Regions from separate parts of the Homo sapiens genome. Here region 1 is linked to region 2. A link is a contact called in ENCODE POLR2A ChIA-PET data. All regions are on one chromosome and are shown on one strand. The core of a region is the stretch at or near the end of the contact, and the rest is flanking DNA. Distances in the headings are between cores, read along the strand shown.

Evidence for each region. ChIA-PET counts read pairs that join two places held with the same protein, here RNA polymerase II (POLR2A).
Region 1: POLR2A ChIA-PET joins it to region 2 with 17 read pairs in OCI-LY7. The contact joins the promoter of MAT2B here to the promoter of GM2A in region 2. POLR2A ChIA-PET finds 5 or more read pairs at or near these places in 2 of 52 experiments (OCI-LY7 and PC-9).

What each region holds. Positions count from the first base shown.
Region 1 is chr5:163,501,962-163,508,264 of GRCh38, forward strand. It overlaps MAT2B (methionine adenosyltransferase 2 non-catalytic beta subunit), which reads left to right and starts at 3,658. Exons shown (of 7, transcript NM_013283.5): 1 at 3,658-3,788. The coding sequence starts at 3,726. RefSeq lists enhancers at 967-1,775, 1,111-1,160, 3,391-4,197, 3,415-3,504, 3,545-3,664 and a silencer at 3,835-3,974.
Region 2 is chr5:151,249,872-151,256,680 of GRCh38, forward strand. GM2A (ganglioside GM2 activator) reads left to right here and starts at 3,314. Exons shown (of 4, transcript NM_000405.5): 1 at 3,314-3,426. The coding sequence starts at 3,346. LOC124901115 (a long non-coding RNA gene) reads right to left here and starts at 1,314. Exons shown (of 3, transcript XR_007059003.1): 1 at 1,103-1,314; 2 at 547-610. RefSeq lists a silencer at 2,925-3,274 and an enhancer at 6,379-6,518.

The DNA of each region.
Region 1 (6,303 bases), core at 2,408-4,907, about 12 Mb after region 2:
ACTGCAGTCCGCAGTCCGGCCTGGGCAACAGAGCGAGACTCCGTCTCAAAAAAGAAAAAAAAAAAAAAATAATAATAATAATAATAAATAAATAGCGTTGTATGGCAGATGCACCTGACAGCAATAACTTTAAGCATACCCTGAGAATACCCTGTGGTCTAAGAAGAATGTGTGCTTGGAGCTAAGGAATCCGGGAATGGCCAAGGCGAATATTCACTCCTTATCTGTGGAGCTGCTTGGGAGGCTGAGGCTGTAGAATTACGTGGGGCCCAGGAGTTCGAGGCTGCAGTGAGCTGTGATGGCACCACTGCTCTCCAACGTGGGTGACAGAGGGAGACCCTGTCTTGAAATAATAAAAATAAATAAATTATGCCCAGTTAGCCACTTGGGATCCATCTTGAAGGACTGGCTTTTTCAGGTTCACATTTGTTCACAAATGCAAACACACACACAACAATTCCTCATAATTTATATTAATAGATTTCTCTGAATGCCTCTTAGAGTTTACCATGCGCTGTGTGCTCTAAATGAATGTAACATTAAAAGTCAGATGATTTTTTTAGTTCAATTTGAATGGCAATTTTTGATGTTCTTAAATTGGTACAGAGCCATAATTCAGAATAGCGGTGCAAAGCTCACTGAGCACGTTCATGACCCTTGAAAGTCTTCGAAAACAGATTACTGGGCTTCGCTCCCAGAGAATGATTTCGTTTCTTAGGTTCTGTGGTGCAGGCAGGTTTGGAAATCACTTATCTAGAAGTCCTTAATGCTTTGTGAAACTTAAGGCCGCTCACTCCATCTACCATTTTCTCAGAGGGCAGCATAGTATTAATGGAAATGACCCGTTGCATTTTACTTCTTGCGTGCTGTTACCACCACTGCCTTTTACTCTCCTTTGAAATAATTAAAAGCACTGGGAAGGGAAAGCACTGGAGAATTTTACTAAACATAATCTGTTGCAATAAGGTGTAACTAAATAAAATGATAGAAAACTGTGCCTTTTAGAACAGGAATCAACTGCATGATCTGTGTGCTTTCCAAAAGTGTGGCTCACTCTTCTTTTGCAAAAGAAAACTACAAGGAATCTTGACAGGAAGTTGTTGGGTTTTTGTTTTTGTTTTTGTTAAGTAGTTAGTTCTACCAAATAGTTTTGCAAATAGACCCAGGCTTGACTGGCAATTAAACATGAAACTTCTCATTGGGTATTTTCGAGACTACTACGGGGAATCAGCTACCAGCTTACTGCCATGTGGAGAACTGCACGAGATTCCGGGATTGGAATCAAAATGCTAATTTAAAAGGTCAAGTGAAGCTGCTCCTCACGTTTTGGCGTGCCTGCGCTCTCTGCAGGCAGAAGCGAACAAAGACCCAGCAAGAGAAGGCAGAGGCTAAGACCCATCCCGTATCTGCTCTCCTGAAATAATTCTGGAGTCATGCCTGAAATGCCAGAGGACATGGAGCAGGTAAGAACTAGCAATTCAAGAAATGAAGCATTCTAGAGTAAGAGATGCTTTAAAAGCATTCCAGTGAACGCCTGCTAAAACCAGAATTGTTGTGTAAAGAAAATAGAAACGGGTGTCATTCATTTCCTTAAAACATAACCTCGGGACATGGAAGAATAAGCCAACTTTAGTTACTGACCCGGAGAACCAGGTTATGAAGGGCTCAGCTAAGTCTCACTAGCTGACAATACAGAATTGCACTTTCATTTACCATTTTAAATGCAATTATGTATATAAAGTTTCTACATAAATAAGGATTTTATCTGTAGTGTGTTCCTTTCCAGATGTTCTTTGTCTTTGTATGAATTGAATCTGCTAACATAACTTTTAGTTTCAGGCTGCTCTCTTTAAATGTATAGACTTAGCCACCACACGAAGTTGTATATTGTCTATGTTAAGAATGGCGTTTGATTCGCATAGACCCTACCATCATTAAAGAAAATGATTAAAAACCATATCCAAACATATGCCCCTAGAACTGTACCCAACTTTTACGGGGAAAGTATCAAGTCAGATTTTCAAAAGCAGCCAAGTTAAATTCTTTCTGTTCCTCAAGACTAGGCTGCTCTGAGAATCAGAATGCTAATTGCATATGCTTGCCCTTAAACCTGCTTCACGTTGAAGAATGAAGAATTAATTTTCTTTTCTCCCATAGAAAGGTAAGATTACATCACGTGTTGCGACTAGAAACTTTAAACCGAATTCCCAGTTAAGAGAAAAAGTAGTAAGATGATCTTGGCTGCTCCCCCGGCCCTCTTCCCGCCCTCTTCTTTGTTGTCCCCTGATTATGCTTGTTTAGCGCTGGGGCAGTCCTCAAGGATTCCCTAAATAAAGCCAAACTAATGAACAGTAATAGCCTGTGTTTAAAAAAAAAAAAAATCGGAACATAAGAAACCTCAGGCTGTCTTCGATTACTGTTCTAGAGAAACTTTATGTTTACACGAATAAGGAAATGAGTTTTTGTTGGGGGTTGAGGAGGAAGGAAAGTCATGGTGTTCTGACGTGGAAAACTTCTTTAAAAGGCTGCTTAGTCTTTAGTTTGAAAATAAACCAAAAAGGTTTAGGAGTCGGGGAAAGGCCCTAGGAAAATCCAGACAGTGGTCACGTTTGTGGACGACGTTTAGAGCTTGCTATCCTGGGCACACAAGAACCCTTGGACTGTTCGGTGCAAAGTTGGCAAATCCTACACGGCCTGTGCCAGGGTTTACTTTCTGCATCAATTTCACAGGCGTCCAGCCTGGCTGAGGATTTTTTGCGGTTTTTAACTGGAAGGGAAATAAGTCGGCATCAGCACTTAGGGCTGCTTAACTTTTAAAAGGTGGTAGAACGCCCAGCCTTACACGCTGCTGCTTAAATTCTCGGTGCTCACCAAGGCTGGGCTCGTGTGGCCCAATCCTGCAATCCCCGAGGCGGTGTTTCTTAAAGAGTGGGCTTGATTCTGGTTAAACCCATTAAGAAGTCGGACCCCGGGCTCGTTTCTTGTTCTGTAATTATGGGTAAAGTCCAAGGATCTGCGTTTTGAAGAGGTACCTAAGTAGTTCATCTTCCTTCCCCCTACAACTTTTTATTTTTAATTAGTTAAAAATAGTTTTACATTTTTGATATCTCACACACAGGTTTTTTCTTTTTTTAAGCATCCCAGGAAGACAAATGGCTCAGACGCCAACCCTTTTATTTTTATTCCTTGTCTTTTTCTAAATCTTTCAAAACCCCCACCTAGAGCTCTAGAGATGTGTCCATTATGCTCTACCCACCTCCGCCCCCGCCCCCATGACTTTAAAATGCTTTTTATTCCACTTTTTATATTGCTCAGTCGATCCTCATGCACTGCGCAGTCTGCAAACTTGAAACTCAAGGCGATCCACTTCAATCTTTTCCCGAGTCAAGAAAAAAAGGAAAAAAAGTAGAATAAAAAGCACTCAAATAAAATCTCCGAAACAAAACCTGAATTCACTGCCTAAGGTCAGGGCCTTTCTTTTGTGTGTCGCTTTAAGCATCGGCGCGTGGGCTGGGGGCAGACCGCGCGTACCCGCCCTCTTTCTGGGGCGTCGGCGGAGCGTGGCCAATCAACGGGCGCGGCTATGGCAGCGGAAGCCGGAAGCGGCGAGCGGGGTCGTTCTGGGCCTAGGGGAGGCGGGCCGAGGGCGTCTGAGCTGAGGCCCGCGTCGATCCTGGGTTGGAGGAGGTGGCGGCCGCTGAGGCTGCGGCGTGAAGACGGCGGGCATGGTGGGGCGGGAGAAAGAGCTCTCTATACACTTTGTTCCCGGGAGCTGTCGGCTGGTGGAGGTGAGGGAGTCGGCCTGGGCGTCTCCGGTGGGAGCGGGGGCGCCGAGGGGGACGAGCCACCGGGGCTCGGGCGGCTTTGCAGGCGTATTCCGCCCGGGTCAGAGCCTCCGGCCGGGAGTGGTCTCACCGCCACCCTCCCAGCCCCGGATCCGAGGGGGGCGCCACCGAGTTTGTTTATCTCAGCGCACACGGGTCAGTGTTTTTTTCTTCCAGCCACTGCGGCAGGAAGCAAGTAGGTGGAGGTTTTACTTTCGAGTTCTGTCTCTGCTCCTGAGGACGAAGAGGTTTTTCAGAATTGTTTGTTTTGATTTTGGTTTTCCCCGTTTATTCATCTTTGGTTCGTATTTCTCGATCTTACAAGTTCGTAGGTTTGAGAAAGAACAGGAAAAGGTGACTTCTCACAAATAACAGTGCTGGAGATGACAACTTATTGAACTCTTAAGTTCTCAGCACTATGTTATGCACTTGACGGGCATTACTTTAATCCTCCACTGTGAGATACTTGTTATTGCCTCATTTTGTAGACGAGAAAACGGGCATAGAGGGTGAGACATTGGCCCAGGTTCATTCCGTAAGGTTGGAGCCTGGAATTCAGATACAGGTTTGTGTGACTGTCTTGGGCTTTGAACCACTACGGAGTTTCCCTGAAGGAAGATTATGGTGATGATTGGAAGATCCATCTCTGGTGCCCCCCTCGCCCCCGTCCCATCCTGCTCCATTCCACTTAAGGGCCTCCAGCATTAATCTGTCCACAGAACATATCCAACCCTGGGGATAAGAACACTACTAATGCCCAGACCATGTCTTTTGGAGAGAGTAGAGAATATAGGAGATGGCTGTTTCTGTTATTGCAAAGTTTTCATGCTTCCAAATTTACTTAGGGTTTTCAAATCACTTTGGTTCTTTGAGGGTAAAGTTAGGATAAATGGTCTATTAAACCTCTATGTTCCTAGGTCCTCCAGACCGTGCTGAGTGCATGTTACATACGTTTACATTTATATGTATGCATTTGTATGTGTACGTGTGCATATAAAGCTTAATCTACTTTCACAAAAAGAAGTTCAGTATAAAAATGAAAATAGCTTTTCGTGTTTTCCTTCATTAAAAATGAAACAACGAAGAGCTTGGCACAGACTTACTGCTCTCAAAACCTGTAGAATTAAAGCTTACTGACTCATGAGAACGAGAACTGTCTCATAGTTAACGTTAGAGAAGCATCCTGGAGTGGTTGTTGTTAGTAATACTGTCTGTGGAGCACAGTAGCGTCGCAGTAGAAGTTAGACCAATCCCACCTAAGTAGTCAGAGAATCTTAAAAAGTAAAGCCCAGTAATGTTTACCTTAAGGGTCTGTTTCTGGGGAATTAAAAAATTAAACATGGAACTGTGCCAAGTTTTAAAGTTTCCAAAAACGACAAGGTATTTACCACTGAAATTTGGGAAAACCACATACTAATAGTATTCCATTCTTTACTTTTCTAGAACATTTTTAGTAGACATTAATGCAGGTGTGCTAAAGTAGAAATCACTGTCCCAGAGTACTGTGTTGGACCATTTGGAAGGAGCCATGTATCTCCCATTACCTATACAATTTGGTATCATTCGATTAGATACGATAATAAGAATATTTATTTATATGTACTTAATTTTTCAAGAAATGTTTTTTTGGTGTCCATAAATCTGGTCCCTTGGAGTGATTGAATTCCGTACTTCAGAGTTTAGACAATAAGAGGCAGATACGTTTAGAGTAACTTAAACTGATATTAGATCTACTTTCCCCCATATAATAAAAATTGAGAAAAAGTAGACTTCAGGCAAAGTATTATCAACTCTTTATTGTGCCTTGAGTGAACTAGATAGCATTTTATTCTTTCATTCTGACTTTCTTAAAGTGTTTAGACATTTCTTCCTTGTGCACAACTAAAATAATTTATGGAGTGCAGGTCCAAAGTAGTTTTTAGAGGGATATTTCTTTTTCTAAAGAACGAACCAAAAAGCCTCAACAAAACAGTGTAAAAGGCAGAGTATTGCTTATATAGAAGCTCAAAAACAGAGATATTTGTTTGGCATATTTTAAATTTCGGAGTAATGCATATTCAGAGGAAAAGTTACCTTATTTAAGTAAACGAAACTATTCGGACTCCTCGTGGTAGGGATAATATGGAAAATGTTAGAAATATAGAACTTTAAAGCTGAAAGAGCCTTAGTCATTTTGTCTAAATGCCTTCCCCATTTACCAATGAGGAATTAGATCAATAGAGATAGAATAACTTCTAAACACCAATTTGTGGCAGAACAGATAAAACTTTAATCATTCATGAAACCAAATATTAGTTCACAGGATTGAGACAAAATGCAGTGTATTTGACTTGACCAGAGAAGCAAGACTCAGGTTCTGGTTCCAGCTTTTTCTCTTTTACTATAGACAAAACATTTAACACTGGACTTCTTGTTACTCTCTTTGGAAATAATATCTCTTCTAACAAGCTGCTGGGTTTTTTTGTTTTCTTTTTTTTCC
Region 2 (6,809 bases), core at 2,064-4,563:
TACTGTGAACTTTCCTTAAGGTTTTCCCATGCCACTTAAAGCAACTTTTTTTTTTTTTTGAGACAGGGTCTTGCTCTGTTGCCCAGGCTGGAGTGCAGTGGCATGATCTCGGCTCGCTGCAAGCTCTGCCTCCCAGGTTCATGCCATTCTCCTGCCTCAGCCTCCGAGTAGCTGGGACTACAGGCGCCGACCACCATGCCTGGCTAATTTTTTGTATATTTAGTAGAGATGGCGTTTCACCGTGTTAGCCAGGATGGTCTCAATCTCCTGACCTCGTGATCCGCCTGCCTCGGCCTCCCAAAGTGCTGGGATTACAGGCGTGAGCCACCGCAGCCGGCAAAGCAACCCTTTAACTCTCTCAATTTAGGCAATAATAGATTACCTTTCATGAATTCCCCCCACTCCCCATGCATCACACAGACCACCTACGACATGCCTGGACCCTCTGACTCATATAACCTTTTTGCATAGCTAGGTGGGTTTTCTGTCCTTAGCCAGTCAAGTGGGGGAAGGGAAGGGAAGAATTTAGCATAAGGTTTAAGTCACCTGAAACGTGTGAGTTTGCCCTGGATGAGCTGCTGCTGCTGCCAACCCAGACACAGGTAGGGATCTATAATCAGAAAGGACAGAAAAGAGTCTTTCACCCTTCTGGGCAGGGCAGCCGTCCCTGTTCACTCTTTGGCCTTCAGAGAACACTGGAGAGTGGCCCCGGCCAGTTTCCCTCAATTACCAAGGAGCTACTAGGAAACGACCAGTGAAAGACTGAAAAAGCAAAAAACAAACAAACAAAAAACAACAAAAAACAAAAAGGAATAGAACTCAGAAAAAAGAGAGAAAAAAAGAAAAGGAATAGGACTCAGAAAAATGAAAACAAGGAAAAAGACTTCTCAGTGACCAGGCAGTGGCGGTCAAGTGCTTCGACACGGAAGCCTTTCAGTCTCACCAGAGAGTGGCCCTGGCCAGAAACTTACAATTTCCTCTGTGCTTAGGCGCTGTCCACCGAGTTGGGTTCCGAGTTGGAAAGGAAAAGAGAGAGGGAGAGAAAAATTCCCCTGCATTAAAAGGGAAATGGAGAAAAATAAATCCCAAGCTTTGGGCCTACCTTCTCTCCTGGCTGGCTTGCCAAAATATGTTACCAGTAGAGGGTTTTGACTGAAAGTTGTCTAGGTTCTTGGCGTTTTTGAACAAAGAATTGGAGAAAACACACAGAAAAGCAAGGGAAAAATGGAGCAATGAAAGAACAAAAGCAAGGGTTTATTAAAAATGAAAGTACACTCAACAGTGTGGGAGCGGGCCAAGCAGCAGCTCAAGGGCCCAGATACAGAATCTTCTTGGGTCCAAATACCCCCTAGAGGTTTCCCATTGGCCACTTGGTGCTCACCTCATGTAAATGAAGTGGTGGCCCGCAATCAGTCTGACTGGTTAATCAGAGGCCGAAGTGAAGTTACAAAGGTCATGCTCCTGTGCAAACATCTGATTGGTTGTGGAAAGCAACCAATCAGGCTGAAGTGAAGTTACAAAGTTGCACTTCTATGCAATTTTAACATATAAACTGAAATGTAGCATAGAAATCGAAATGTACTTTCAATTTCCCATCTGCTGCACAGAAAAGGTGGGGGGTTGTAAAGAGAGTAGCCTCTGGTCCTCTTGTTACTTAGGTGTGGAAAGTTAGGGTTTTCCTTTCGATTTAGTTCTAGGAAGTCAGCGTGAAATGGCCTTAGGTTCCCTGCCTGCAGACTCTATTCTCCTACCTCAGTTGGGCTAGGTGAAAGGGAAGAGTTGATCAGAATGGGAGGATCATTATGTAAAGTATGGAGCTTAGTTAATAATAGTGTACCAATGTCATGCCCTCAGATTTAAAAAAAATTTTTTAATTTTTTATTCTTTTGCCACCTCCTTGTCGCTGGCAGTGCCCCCCAGTTATGCACAAGCACAAGCTCTGGGTCTGCAGTCTGAACCCCCGGCCAGGCCACGGGTGTCTTATCAACAATAGAGGAAACGAACAGAACTTTGTAGTATTTTTGCAACTTTTCTGTAAACCAAAATAAAAAGTTTACTTTAAAAAAGATGATCAGGTGAGTTTTAAATTCTACACATGCATTCATGTACTCAACAGATTGTCTATTATGCATCAGGCACTGGGTATAAATGAGTGCCTGCATCATGATGCCACCCCTTGTGTAGTTTACAATCCTGTGGTAAATTGGCGGTATTGGTAACAACATCCCTGTTTTTTCTAAAAGCAAATCTCCAACTAGTATATTAACCTGACAAAATCTTGGCTGATGGGGTGTCTAAAAAGAAGTCTTGCTCTATTCCTTCCTAGCTGTGCGACCTTGGCAGAGCTAACCTCACTGTGTATCAGTTTCCTCAGTGCTAAAATTGGGGAAGAAAAAAAAAAAGCATTCCCTTGTGCGTCCTTAGCATGCTTTCAAGCAGTTACTAAATGTTAGTTTTTATAACGGTTATAATTATTAAAAAGATACGGATTCGTGAAGTCAAGAGATCAAGACCGTCCTGGACAACACGGTGAAACCCCGTTTCTACTAAAAACACAAAAATTAGCTGGGCGTGTGGCGCGTGCCTGTAGTCCCAGCTAGTCGAGAGGCTGAGGCGGAAGAATCGCTTGAACCTGGGAGGCAGAGGTTGCAGTGAGCCGAGATCGCGCCACTGCACTCCAGCTCGGGCGACAGAGCGAGAGTCCGTCTCAAAGCAAAAAAAAAAAAAAAAAAGACACACATATGGGGAAGCGTAACATGGCAGAGAGTCTGACATTTTTGTCCGGAAGGACTTGGGGATGAAAACACTGAATCCGCGGTTTCCCAAAGGTCCTTCCAAAGGTGACGGCCCCGGCACGAGTTCACAAACCACAGCTCCGCCCCATCCCCTGCCCGGCCCCGCCCTTCCCAGGAGCTCTGCTCCGCCCCGCCCCCGACTCCGCTCGGCCCCTCCTCGCGCCACGCCCCCGCCCCTCCCGCGCGCGCAGCTCCGCCCCGCCCTCGTGATCCCGCCCCAACCTCGTGCTAAGCTCCCTTCCGTTCCAGCCGCCTTCAGCCCCGCCGCGCTCAGTTCCGCCCCTTTCTCTTCCAACTCCGCCTACGCCCCAGAGAGGGAAGGCCTTGACACCTACGCTAGAGAGACAGGCTCCAATGAAAAGAGCGAGGGGGCGGAGCCGGGAGGAATCGGTCCAATTCTCGGCCGGGAAGTCTCTGGCCGGGACGGGGCAGGGCGAACCTGCCAGTGACTGGACTCAGCTTCTTTGCGTAACCAATACTGGAAGGCATTTAAAGGCACCTCTGCCGCCACAGACCTTGCAGTTAACTCCGCCCTGACCCACCCTTCCCGATGCAGTCCCTGATGCAGGCTCCCCTCCTGATCGCCCTGGGCTTGCTTCTCGCGGCCCCTGCGCAAGCCCACCTGAAAAAGGTGAGTGCACCCTCTTTTAAGAGTCTGTTTGCAGCCTCCTGGCCCAGCTACGGGTGTGCGGGTCTGGCTGAGATATGGGGGTGGCCACTCCGTTCTCTAGAATTGGTTCTCTGCACTAGAGCCTTCCAAAGTAACTAATTATGGGATTCTGGTCTGTACAATGAGGGTGGCCTCTAAAGACTTGTTCTGCTCCAGGCCCTTTTTGGAGAGATTAATCTCACGTCTGCACTCTCCTGCCCTCCCTCCAAGCGCCGGAGTGAAAATGCAGACAGCCTTAAAACTAAGGCATTGCCCCCAGAGATTCAGTCCTGTTAACCCTGCACCTTACTCCTGACCCCCACTCCTTATGTCCCCCATGATAAGGCCTGCTGCCTCATCTCTTCCCCTGCTCGAATGCCCTGAGGTCTTCCTGAGAGTTGGGAGGGTTTGAGAGCTTTTCCAGGCCAGAGGATCCAGATTTGCCCATCTGGTGACAAATACCCAGGCCTGTGACCCCGCTGCCCTTGGTTATGAGCCACTGAGACAACAGTCCCCGTACCCTCCAAGCTTCCTCCTTCACTTCTCATTGACACCGCTTCTTCCTTCACTTCTCATTCACACCGTGCTGCAGATCCCTGGGAAAGGGAAGTTCTGTAATCCCTTCACCTGAAAAAGCCTCGTTCCTGGCTTATTGCAGCTAGCCCAATGTCTTTCAGATTCAATCTATGTTGTTGCAAATGACAAGATGTTCCCCCTTTTAAAGGCTGAATAGTATTCTGTTGTGTATATATGCCACATTTTCTTTATGCATTCAATTTGATGGATAATTTCTTCATCAAGTGTCTGTTGATGGATAATTTCTTTATCCATCAAGTGTCTGTTGATGGACACTTAGGTTATTTCCATATCTTAGCTATTGTGAGTAATGCTGCAATGAATATGGGAGTGCAGATAGCCCTTCGAAATGTTGATTTCAGTTCCTTTGGATATATACCCAGAAGTGGGATAATGGCTCATATGGTAGTTCTGTTTTATTATCTCATTTATATGCGGATTCTAACCAAGTTGAACTTACAGAAGTTGAGAGTAGAGGTGGGGTCTCACTCTGTCACCCAGGCTGGAGTGCAGTGGGGCGATTGTAGCTCACTGCAGCCTTAAACTCCTGGGCTCAAGCAGTCCTCCCACCTCAGTCTCCTGAGTAGCTGGGACTGCAGGTGTGGGCCACCAAGTTCTGCTAAGGAATAGGCTTTGAGATTTATTGCACACCAGGGTGACTATCGTCAGTAATGTATTATATACAGAAGCTCCTTAACTTTCCATGAGGTTATGTTCTGATAAACCCATCATAAGTTGAAAATGCATTTAATACAGCTAACCTGAGAATCATAGCCTAGCCTACCTTAAACATGCCTAGCCTACCTTAAACATGCCCAGAACATTTACATTAGCCTACAGTTGGGCAATATCATCTAACACAAAGCCTATTTCATAATAAAGTGTTGAATGTCTCATGTGATTTACTGAAGACTGTACTGAAAGTGAAAAACAGTATGGATACTAAAAGTACAGTTTCTACTGAATATTTATCACTTAGGCACGATTGTAAAGTTGAAAAATGGTATGTCAAACCATTGTAAGTCAGGAACTGTGTGCATTTCAAAACAACTAAGAGAATACATTTCACATTGCAGTGTACCCCATAAATGTATACAACTATGGTTTGTCAATTTAAAAAAAACCCAAGACCAGGTGCGGTGGTGCACACCTGTAATCCCAGGACTTTGGGAGGCTGAGGTGGACAGATTGCTTGAGCTCAGGAGTTCAAGACCAGCCTGGGCAACATGGTGAAGCCCCATCTCTGCAAAAATACAAAAATTAGCTGGGCGTGGTGGTGTGCGCCAGTATTCCCAGCTACTTGAGAGGCTAAGGTGAGAGGCCCAGCTACGCCTGAACCTGGGAGGTCATGGCTACAGCTGAGATTGCACCACTGCATTCCAGCCTGGGTGACAGAGTGAGACCCTATCTCACAAAAAAACCCCAAAAACAAAAACCCGATTCCATTGCCTCTTGGCTGCTAGCTGTGGTCAAGACATCACACATTTCTGGTAGCAAAGGGATAGGTCCAACCCTGATCCCCTCCCTTCTACCATCTTGGAAGTGTTTGAGAGTGAGGAACAGTGCTGTGTAGGGGAAAGCGGGTGATACTGAAAGCAGGGAGGCTTGGCTTCTGATCATTCCCCTGTCTCAATCCATGGATTTCCTGAGTCTTGTTCTCCTCATCTGTAAGATGGGTGTGATGGTGCCAACGTGCATCTCGGGGAGTTGTCGGTGAAGGGAAATGCATTCATTGATGGAAAATTTCTAAAATCAGAAACAAATAAAGCCATATAAATCTGTGGGCTTGGCCTCACTCTGCCCCCGAGGCAGAAAGTCTGTTTTGCTTGTTGAATGAAGGAACGTGGACCTTTTGACTTCATTTGCCTGGAGAATTTATACCTTGTTCCTGAATGTTGGCTGAGAATGCTTCTCTTGGCTCCAGGGCTGGCCGCTATGAGGTGGAGTCTGGCTAGAGGCTGCTAGCTCACCCTACAAACTTGTTGTATATGCTGTGGGTATGGATGCCATCTCAGACTAGGTCTTAGATTGGCAGTTTTGAAGAGGCCCTGAGACATTATAAAGGTCACTCAAAATCACACAGCACCTACATCTTCTTGGGGCTCATGTGATTCAGAGCCCTGACCTTGAGTCCCTGGGCCAGATAAAGATGGGGGTGGGGGGTGACAGTGAATGAACATCAGGAAACCTGAATTTCAGTTCCTCTTCTAGCATAACTGATCTTGTGACTACAGGCTGTGATGGGTGTTAGATAACAGGGGAGGATATCTAGCCCCATGCTAGTCATATAGTAGGTGCTTAATAGACTCTATAGTGCTGTATAGTGGCTGTCATTTGTTGTACCCATACTATGTGCTATGTACTGGGCTATGTGCTTTTTTCCTAAAAAAAAATTTGGAATAATTTTAGGTTTATAGAATAGTTGCAGCAGGGCGTGGTGGTTCACCCCTATAATCCAGCACTGTGGGAGACCAAGGCAGGCAAATCACTTGAGGCCAGGAGTTTGAGACCAACCTGAACCTGGCCAACATGGTGAAACCCTGTCCATACTAAAAATACAAAAATTAGCCAGGCATGGTGGCGTACACCTGTAGTCCCAGCTACTTGGGAGGCTGAGGCAGGAGAAATCACTTGAACCTAGGAGGCAGAGGTTGCAGTGAGCTGAGATCACGCTGCTGCACTCCAGCCTGGATGACAGAGTGAGACTCTGTCTCAAGAAAAAAAAAAAAAAAAGAAAAGTTACAGAGATAATATAGAGTTTCTATATACTCCTGACTCAGTTTTCCCTG